Regions from separate parts of the Homo sapiens genome. Here region 1 is linked to region 2. Evidence: chromatin contacts called from ENCODE Hi-C or POLR2A ChIA-PET data. All regions are on one chromosome and are shown on one strand. The core of a region is the stretch at or near the end of the contact, and the rest is flanking DNA. Distances in the headings are between cores, read along the strand shown. Region 1 holds the start of LINC02366 (long intergenic non-protein coding RNA 2366). Region 2 holds the start of STYK1 (serine/threonine/tyrosine kinase 1).

Region 1 (5,564 bases), core at 1,737-4,236, 76 kb before region 2:
ATTTGCTTCCAGACTGGAGACATTAGTATGAATAACTGGGTCACAGAAGTAGCACAGTGTTCCAGGTGGTTGGCAACACCCAAAAGGAATGGAAAAATCTTTGTTCCTGCACTGGAAGGTCTTGCATTCGTAGATTCCAGCTGCCTCCACTAGAACACCGTAGGCAGGGGAAGAGGAATTAAACTTGATGCTTTTGAGCAGTGCATTGCTAAATGATTTATTGCTTTAATGGCCTTAGTACAATGATTATGACTTTGTTTTAGTATAATCTTTTTTTTCTAACATTTGATTCCTCTTCTGATATAAGCTCCATGAGAGATGGAAGTATCTATCTTTCAACACTATTTTCCCAACACGTTTTGTATTGTCTGGAACCTCTGAACCATCAGGTTGAGCCACCACTGCAAATGGTTTGACAATACTTTTACATATATGTGCATGTGTGTGTTTGTATATATTTCTACAGAACAAATCTCACCCATAGCCATCTTATCTGATTTCTATCTTTGGACCCAGATTTTCTTCGTCAGTTCAATCCTGTCAGATTTCTATCCTTTAGATTCCAACTGTCTTCATTCGATCATTGTAAGCAGGGGAAGAGAAATTCTCAAATGCAAATATAAAACTGCAATCAAGAGTGACAACCCACACAGTGCAGGACAATATCATTAAAGAGAGGCACCAAATAGACAAATAATAAGAAAAAAAGAATGAATAATTATATAAAGAGCACAGGTACTGAAAAGAAATTGACAAAAGAGTCAATGACTATTGATAATATAGTTGCCTTCATTGAAAATTCAAGAGAAACCAAATGACAGACCATTTAAATCAATAAACAAGTTCACCAGGTAAAAGATTACTAAAGGATTTAAAATGATTTCTGCCACGTAGTAAGTACTATGTAAGTATTAGCTAGTTATACAACAGTGACAAATAAAAAATGGAAGTTAAAAAAAAACCTGTTTACAAAACAGCAGCAAAAGATATTCAAAGGAAAAAACATAAACATTACTGAAGGGCATAAGGACATAAATAAGTGAAATGATAAGTTATTTTCAAGAATGAGAAGCAAGAGTATTGTAAAGATATTAATTCCCCTGGAATCCTCCAAATTTAGTGAAATTCTAATCTAAAATCGTAACAGAATTGTTCCATGAAATTTACAAACTGATCCTAAAATTAATCTAAAAGTTTCAATGAGTGATCACTGTGTACTTCAAGGACAACGATCTCAACTCAAAGAATTTAAGATTCTAGCTGTAACATGAAAAAATACGGTTAAATGCGTGGCTGATCTGGTAAAAATAAAAGGAAATGTTCATAGATTTAACAAAAATAAATAGAAAGCAAAAATCCAGGAGGGAAGTAAAGCCTGAAATTTGGTCCTGTCCTAAGGGTATATGTAAATCAAGGATAATCTGAGCCTTCATTGATATAGCACATGAGGACAAAGGACAGCCACAAAGTCCACATTCAAGTTGGACTAATGAACAAACATTCGTCAAATTGGAGACTAATTCATAGAAACTCCTCCAGCACACATGCACCTCGGATACAATAAAACTACACCCTGGTTGTGATGGAGAGCTACAAGCAAACAAACAAGCCAACAAAAAGGGAACAACAAATGTATTAAAGGTTTCAACCTCGGAAATGAGGGGAGAGAGGGAAAATCATTGCCATTAAGAATTCATAACCATAAGCCAGCCTTCAAACATGTTTGCAACATTTAGTCCCCAAAACTTCAACCTGAAAATTTATTTTAAAGTGATACCTTCAGTTTGCATGTAAGATGCAAAGGAAAACCTTTCCTGTAGAGGAAAGCAACTTCCACACAGATCCCAAGGAATACTTATAGATAAAATCCTCCCAGCAGAAGGTTATAGGGGAATTAAACACACACGTACTTAGGATGCACACACATGCACAGTGAGGAAACAGGTTGCCACAAGTAAACACCTGTAGAAACAAAACACAATAATCTGCCACTACCTAAAATAGGCCATAGATTTTTTTTTCTGCTTGTTTGGGAAGATAGAAATATGATAGAAAGGGGAAGAGAAAACAGGGATGCCCACGATGGATCCAGAAATAAGTATTAATCATGTATGTGTTGGGAATTGGAGTGCTCTTAGTAATCCAATTAAGACATTAAAATAATTCATATATGTCAATGATATGAGCCTCAGAAAGAACAGCAAGAGTTACTATGGCCTGAAAGGCTCAGAAGCAAGCAGGACTTAAATTGGGCTTAGAGGAAGTAAGATTTGCACAGTTTCTGAGAAATGAAGGGATATTTCAGGAAGTAGGAGAAATACACAAAGGTGGACATTCTCAAGGAGTCTCCGCAAATAGGGACAGGCCTTTGGACAATCACGCAATACTTCCACAAAAAAGAATGGCAGAAAATACTTCTAAAGGAAGATGATTGACAACCTCCAGAAAATAGACTAGAAAGGGGCAGGATCACATGTAAACACAGTGCCATAAGGCCAGTTGGTCAATTGATTAATTATGTACTACTTATAAAATAAGTAAATACTGAGAAATAATTAGCTAATTGTAAAAACAAACATCTATTATCCAATTGGGCAAGTGGGAACTATGTTTGATTGGAAGTCAGGAGACCTTAAATTCTCTTCCTAAATTTACCACTGACCAGTTTTGAAATTAAAGCTACCTGGGAATCAGTTTTTATATTGAAAATTGGGGAGGAGGAAGGTCTACGGAGAAGGGCAGATTAATTAATGATCTCACTTATGAACGCAGCTCTACAACTTTACAAAACCAAAAGAATGAAGAACGGTGCTCATTCCTCCGGTGCTCAAAAGAGGGCGCCCACAAGAGCAGCAGAGATTTACTGGAACCGATTTACTGAAAATCCCCGTTTTCATTTCCCGGTCTGAGTTTCATTACCCAAGAAATCCACAGGGTGGCGATAACACTGAACGGAATGTGAATTCAGAGTGGAAATTCTCAGAAACCGTATTCTTCAACGGCCAGTGTTTACAGATTTCCCTTTCCCTGATTTTATGATGTCACCAATGACACAGAAGCTGGCGAAACGCGTGAAGGCCGTACACAAGGCAATGACGGTGATGGCAATGATTCCCACGGGAGAACCAACTGTGATCCAGACCTTTGGCAATCCTCACAGTAATGCAAAGGAGACTTTACCATTCTCTTCCTCATTTTACAGAAAAAGAACTAGAAAGGGAGAAATCAAGTAAATTATCCAAGGTAACTGAGGTAGTGAGTGACCTCGGCGGAATTCAAACCTTAGTCTAGGGTCAGTGTCATGGTTCTTTCATCACAGCCCGCTGACAGCTCTGAAGAAAGCCTGTTTGACTAACACAAAGTGGCCTTTCTTCCTAACCATCTTCCTCACTGATATAGAAAGGAGAAATTTTGCCATTTTTTTCATAACTGAAAAGAAGCCTTAAAAGATTCTATTCATCTTTAGCACAGGATAATATTAGTAACTCTTTAAGCCACTATTAAATAATGATTGTATAGCTACAGCAGTTTCAATTTTAGTGTTTATATCAGGGTCACTGACTTTTCTTCCCTAATGCTTAAATGGGGCAGGAACATTTCTTCATTGAATGTCACGTTAAGGTGTGTTGAATTAGAAATAACAGAATTCTCTTCAAATTGAGTTAAAGGGAGGAAAAAGATGGCTTTTCAGTGTAATTACGGGTCATTTCAAAGAAAACAAGAAGTTTCTTTAAGTGATACAGGAGATTAGAATCAACAACTGGAAAACTATAAGAATTACACAGTTGTTCAAACTTTTTTCTTTCCACATTCTCTAGTCCATGGTTTTCTTGATATCTTTGGACTATTGCCTCTTTCTATTGGCTGACTTTCTCCTCTCTAGACCCGACAGCTCCTGAATTCCCACATCCTCAGCTTAAGTGACTATCAGAGACTGACTTATATCTGTGAATTTTGGCTCCTAACCTCTGAGAAAGAGAATTCAATATGGCCTGGCAACAGCTGTCAAGCAGCTAAACATAAACAAGGGTGATGATTATCAAAGCAGTATGTACTGAAAAACACAGACACCCCAGGAGACATATGTTATGACTGGCTAAATGTCTTTTTGAGAAGTTAAAAAGAAATAATTCATTTCCTGGATGATCAGGATGAAATTCTAAACCATTTGGCATGTCCACATTTCCCCCTGTATCTATGGTAATAACACTCATAAAACCATAATTTGGGATACAGATTTTAACAGTTTTTCCAAATATTTAAAGATAGGCCAAAATTATAATATTCTGAATTCATATTTCCATCTATACCTCAGTCTGACTATTTTTAGAATAAATTTTTTTTTAAATGTACCTTGCTGGGTGGAGCCTATAATCCCAACACTTTGGGAGGCTGAGGCAGGTGGATCACTGTGAATCCAGGAGACCAGTTGGAGACCAGCCTGGGCAACATAGCGAGACCCTGTCTCTACAAAAAAATTAAAAACTAGCCAGGTGCAATGGCACAAGCTTGTAGACATAACTACATGGGAGGCTGAGGTGAAATGATTTGTTTGAGCCCAAGAGTTCACGGCTGCAGTGAGCTATGATCATTACGCTGCGTTCCAGCCTAGGAGACACAGTGCGACCCAAGATGGAGTCACTGATATATGTTACCATTTGCGACGAGTACTTTTTTCCTGGAAAACAGTCCTCACATAATAAAGCAGGGCCAGGCAAGGTGGCTCATGCCTGTAATTCCAGCATTTTTGGAGGCTGAGGTGGAAAGACTGCTTGAGCCCAGGAGGCTGAGGCTGCAGTGAGCCATGATTGTGCCACTGCACTACAGCCTGGGTGACAGAGCAAGACTTTATCCAAAGATAGCTGAATAGGAACAGCTCCAGTCCGCAGCTCCTAGCATGATCGACACAGAAGACAGGTGATTTCTGCATTTCCAACTGAGGTACCTGGTTCATCTCACTGGGACTGGTTGGACAGTGGGTGCAGCCCATGGAGGGTGAGCCGAAGCAGGGCGGGGCATTGCCTCACGTGGGAAGTGCAAGGAGTCAGGGAATTCCCTTTCCTAGCCAAGGGAAGCCGTGACAGACTGTACCTGGAAAATCGGGACATTGCCACCCGAATACTGTGCTTTTCCAACAGTCCTAGCAAATGGCATACCAGGAGATTATATCCCGTGCCTGGCTCAGTGGGTCCCACGGCCACGGAGCCTTGCTCACTGCTAGCACAGCTGTCCAAGATTGAATGGCAAGGCGGCAGCCTGGCTGGTAGAGGGGTGTCCGCCATTGCTGAGGCTTGAGTAGGTAAACAAAGCAGCTGGGAAGCTCGAACTAGGCGGAGCCCACCTCAGCTCAACGAGGCTTGCCTGCCTCTGTAGACTCCACCTCCAGGGGCAGTGCATAGATGAACAAAAGGCAGCAGAAACTTTGCAGACTTAAACGTCCCTGTCTGACAGCTCTGAAGAGACCAGTGGTTCTCCCTACACAGTGTTTGAGCTCTGAGAATGGACAGACTGCCTCCTTAAGTGGGTCCCTGACCCTGTGTAGCCTAACTGGGAGACACCTCCCA
Region 2 (4,937 bases), core at 801-3,300:
GATCTCCAGTGTATATTTCAGTGTGACTTCCCACTACCGTTCAGTACTTAATCTGGACAGAGAGATAATGGGCATTCAACAAATTCCTATGGAATTAATAATGAGGCAGAAATAACGATCTGGTAGAAACACTGGGGCCAAAGCATTGTTGACAATGAGTTGGAGGCTTATAAATTTGAGATGGAGGTAATAATTGAAATTACAAGGGAATGAAAACTTGAAGAAAAAAGAGAAATAATGGATATTCTAACCATCTTATTAATGAGTATAATGTGTGGGACTAGCTATACATATATAACTCCTGGTGAATGTCTGCTGTGTAACTCAGACTATTTGGTACTTAGTTGTTTCTGTGTGTGGGCATTATCATTTCCAGTGTTTTCTCTAACTCAAAATGTTTTTAATGTATAATTTATGTGATTTGCTCAAAAAAATTGGAGAGAAAAATTTTGCCTCCCCTTTCTGGATTGTATTTTGGTTTCTTTTTTAACTTCTATTTCTATAATAGTAACTAGATTTTAGACAAAATTCTGTGCATCAGAATGAGTATCTAGCAATACATTGCAGAAATTTTAAAAATGAGTAAACCACTTTATCTGTCATGGAGGAGCATGCTTGGGGAGGTAGAGTAGAAAATTACATAATATGAAGTTCCAATCAGTTCATTTGGATTTGATGTATCACTTATGACATAAAGAATCTAAAGAACAACTAACTGATGAGATGTCTTCCTTTCCCCTTTTGAGGTAAAATTCACATAACATAAAATCAACCATTAGCCATTTAAAAATGAACAGTTCAGTGGCATTAAGTACAATTCATCCTGTTTTTAAAAAGCCCTGAAGGAAGTGAAAATGCCAATAGAGAAAGCTCTAGAGAACTGACATACCTCAATCTCTAAATATGCCACATTACATTGACTCAAGTTCTTTTTGCTCTAATGACTGTCAGTTTGTGTTTGGTATGCGTTCAATGCTGAATAAATTGGTCACATATTCAAGTTACCTATGACTCTTATTTCTTTAATTGAATTTGTATTAGGTGTTAATATCTAACAGAATTCCTTCAGCTATCTATTGTCTTAAGTATTTTCTATTATTTTAGTTTCCATGTGGACGGGTAACATAACTACCTTGTTCACTGTTTCCCCAGAGGAGAACCCAGGACATAATGGGATATATGTGTGTGTGTGTGTGTGTGTGTGTGTGTGCGCGCGCGCGCGCGCGCGGGCTCTAAATGAATGATCTATTACGTAATCTTGGGGTTTTAATTCTCATTAATTCCTTATAGGTTCCCCCACGTCTCCGCAGTGGTCAGTACTTTTTTTTTTCTTTTTTTTTTTTTTTTTTCTGAGACGGAGTCTTGCTCTGTCGCCCAAGCTGCAATGCAGTGGCACAATCTCGGCTCTATGCGATCTCTGCCTCCTGGGTTCAAGAGATTCTCCTGCTTCAGCCTCCTGAGTAGCTGGGATTATAGGCGCCCGCCATCACGCCTAATTTTTGTATTTTTAGTAGAGACGGGGTTTCGCCACGTTGGCCAGGCTGGTCTCGAACTGCTGACCTCAGGTGATCCACCCGCCTTGGCCTCTCAAAGTTCTGGGATTACAGGCGTAAGCCACCACTCCCGTCCCTTCAGTATTATCTTGTAACACCCCGGCAAAGCCTTCAGGTGGAGAATGTTCCTGGCGCGGAATAATCCACCTGAATGTGAATCCTGACCATTTTTAGGCGCCAATGGAGGCCGCTGCTACGGGGCCGGCCGTGAGGTGGCGCTGTTGCCCTGTATCGTGACTCCGTTTTCACCTGGACTGGAGTCACCGTGATACCTGACATCTAGCAATCACTAGAGTAGGAAATGAGTATAGATCAGCAACAAGTCCAGCCTTTACAGTTGCAGCAGAGGTTTCCTGTGGCTCGAGTGTGGCGAGTCCCGGAAACCTCGGAGCCCGCAGACTTCCCTTCGCGGGAGCCCGCCCGAACTCCATCCTTTGCCGGCAGCCACGCCCCGCAGTGGGAAGGAGGGACTGAAAAGCATTTCCTTGAGGCTGGCACACCTTGCCCTACCCAACCCTGTCATTATTTCCCCTCCGACTGGGCCGGTGCCATCGGAAACCGGAGTGACCAGAGGAGGGACACGGTAGTGAACGGGGTATGGGGGGCGGGCGCGGCGGGGAGGGTAAAGAAGGTGGGAAGGGAATGGCAGCGAGGCAGCTGGGGGAGGACTTTGCAGTTGGGGAGGGAGAAAAAGGGAAGAGGCTGGGAGCGGAACGGGTGTTTATGTGAACAAACAGAAATCACCAAGTGAATTAACCTGTGTTTCTTCGGAACCAGCATCTTGTGGGGTTTGGCTTCTGTGTTTCTATATGATAAGGGAGTAAACCTGACTCAGCAGATTTGGTGCAGAGAGAAACATGAGAAAACCCAGGAATGGGGGACCTCTGTTTATTCCTGGAGAGGGGGCCATCAGGAGAGGGGGAAGGGAAAGAATGAGGTTACAGGAATTACTTGTCAGAGGACTGCATAGCCTTTCAGACCATGGAATCGTTGCTTTCAGCTTCGGCTTCCTCATCTGCAAAGCATAAATACGGTAATTACTTTCCAGGGTTGTTGCGATATTTAAATGAGATATCAATAACCATGCTTTAAAAGTGTACAGCCTGATGTGCTATCCCTTGTTGACTGAATCTCTGTTTTCTTTCCTTCTTTTTATTTGGGGTGGGGAGTGGGGGAGGGAGTCTTGCTCTGTCACTCAGGCTGGAGTGCAATGGCGCGATCTCGGTTCACTGCAACCTCCGCCTCCCAGGTTCAAGCGATTCTCCTGCCTCAGCCTCCCAAGTAGCTGGGATTACAGGCTCCCACCACCACGGCCGGCTATTTATTTTTTTGTATTTTTAGTAGAGACGGGGTTTCACCATTTTAGCCTCTGTTTTCTTTTCAATGTCTTTTTTCCTCTTTCATTTTTCTCTATCAACCCTTCATCCCCCCTTTCTTTCTTTCATTTATGCGATTGTTGCTTCCTTCTGTAATGGGTCCTCTCCACATTGGAGTTTCTTATACCTATGAGACCACACTTCCTTCCCACTCGGTGGGAAGTAGTGGCAATAAAGGAGTCGAGTTACTGTAATGTGCAGCACAGCTCAACTGAAATACACCTGGAAACAGAACTCTGTGCTGTCTACCTGGTTTTTCCCCCTCAATGCACCGGAATCTCCACTGACAGCTAGCTAGGGGGCAGCTAGGTCTTTCAATGAGACATCATGAAGTATTTGCTTCAATGAAAATCATATACTTTTTCGTTCAGTGCCTCCATTACTGTGTGAGTTTGCTAGGGCTGCTGTAACAAGGTACCACAAACTGCATGGCTTTTGGCACCAGGCACCAGGGACTGATTTTGTGGAAGACAATTTTTTTCACAGATGCCGATGAGGTTGGCGGGAGATGGTTTCAGAATGAAACTGTTCCACCTTACGTCATCAGGCATTAGAGTCTCATAAGGAGTTCGCAACCTATATCCCTCACATGAGCAGTTCACAATAGGGTTCACGCTCCTATGACAATCTAATGCTAGTGGGCACGGTGGCTCACACCTGTAATCACACCACTTTAGGAGGAGTTGGTGGGTGGATCGCCCTGAGTTCAGGAGTTTGAGACCAGCCTGGGCAACTTGGCGAAACCCATCTCTACCAAAAATACAAGAGGAAGAAAAAGAAAGAAAATCTAATGTCGTGGCTTATCTGACAGGAGGAGGAGCTCAGGAGGCAATGACAGCGATGGGGAGTGGCTGTAAATGCAGATGAAGCTTTGCTGGCTCACCTGCCTCTGATTTCCTGCTGTGCACCCCGTACCTGTCGGCGCCCCGGGTGTTGGTGACCTCTGGCTTAAACAACGAAATGATTTTCTCACAGTTCAGTAGGCTGGCTATCCAAAACTAACATGTTATGAAGCCTGCATCTATTCCAGGCCTCTTTCTTTGGCTTGTAGATGGCTGTCTTGATGTTTATATGGTGTTCTCCCTGTATATATGTCTCTGAATTTCCCCTTTTTATAAGGACACTAGTCTTATTGGATTAGGGTCCATCCTAATTACCTCATTTTAATTGATTATCTCTGCACTATCATCTCCCAATAAAGTTACATTATGAGTTACTGGGGGTTAGAATGTCAGCATATTAATTTTGAGAGGGTGTACAGTTCAACCCTTTAACAACTAATGTCTTTAATTATGCACAAGTTAGTTGAGCATTGCATGTATTTCAGTTTTCTCTGGCAGAAACTATTTCCCACCTGTCCCAAACCCTCACAACCAGTCCCAACCAACATGTGCTCCGAAGATCTGCCAGGAGTTATGTGATTCTGCAGCTCTGTTTTCTTTTAACCTGAGTGTGTACATTTCCTGTTGCCACTGTAACAAATTACCACAATGGTGGTGGCTTTAAACAACATAAAGTTTTATCTTACAGTTCTGGGGGTCAGAAGTAAAAATGGATGGGCAGGTTTCCAAATGGATGGTTCTTTTTGGAGGCTCTAAGGGAGAATCAATTTCCTTGCCTCCTTCAGTCTCTAGAGGCTGCTACAGTCCTTGGCTCATGGACCCTTCCTCCATCTTCAAAGCCAGGAATGGCCGGTAAAGTGTTTCTCATGTCTTATGCTGACGCTCACTTTTGCCTTTCTCACACTTAAGGATTCTTGTAATTGCACTGGACTCACTGAGTATTCCAGGGTAATCTTTCTATTTTAAGGTCAGTTGATTCATTCCATCTGTAACCTTAATTCCCCTTCGCTATTTCAACGCTATTAAAAATCAACATGGCCAGGCGTGGTGGCTCACGCCTGTTAATCCCAGCACTTTGGGAGGCTGAGGTGGGCGGATCACGAGGTCAGGAGATCGAGACCATCCTGGCTAACAAAGTGAAACCCCATCTCTACTAAAAATACAAA

What was found. Hi-C counts contacts between places; a loop is a spot of excess contacts on that map. ChIA-PET counts read pairs that join two places held with the same protein, here RNA polymerase II (POLR2A). Pooled maps may share reads with other maps.
Region 1: a loop to region 2 is called in a map of PC-3, with 11 times the contacts of the local background. The contact joins the promoter of LINC02366 here to the promoter of STYK1 in region 2. A Hi-C loop is called at or near these places in 21 of 168 maps with a recorded cell type or tissue (CD8-positive, alpha-beta T cell, Caco-2, Calu3 and 15 more), 14 of 37 single-sample maps with no recorded cell type and 31 of 50 pooled maps. POLR2A ChIA-PET finds 5 or more read pairs at or near these places in 2 of 52 experiments (activated CD4-positive, alpha-beta T cell and activated T-cell).

What each region holds. Positions count from the first base shown.
Region 1 is chr12:10,747,656-10,753,219 of GRCh38, reverse strand. It overlaps LINC02366 (long intergenic non-protein coding RNA 2366), which reads right to left and starts at 2,986. Exons shown (of 7, transcript NR_120463.1): 1 at 2,920-2,986. RefSeq lists a silencer at 2,926-2,975.
Region 2 is chr12:10,671,165-10,676,101 of GRCh38, reverse strand. STYK1 (serine/threonine/tyrosine kinase 1) reads left to right here and starts at 2,050. Exons shown (of 11, transcript NM_018423.3): 1 at 2,050-2,136.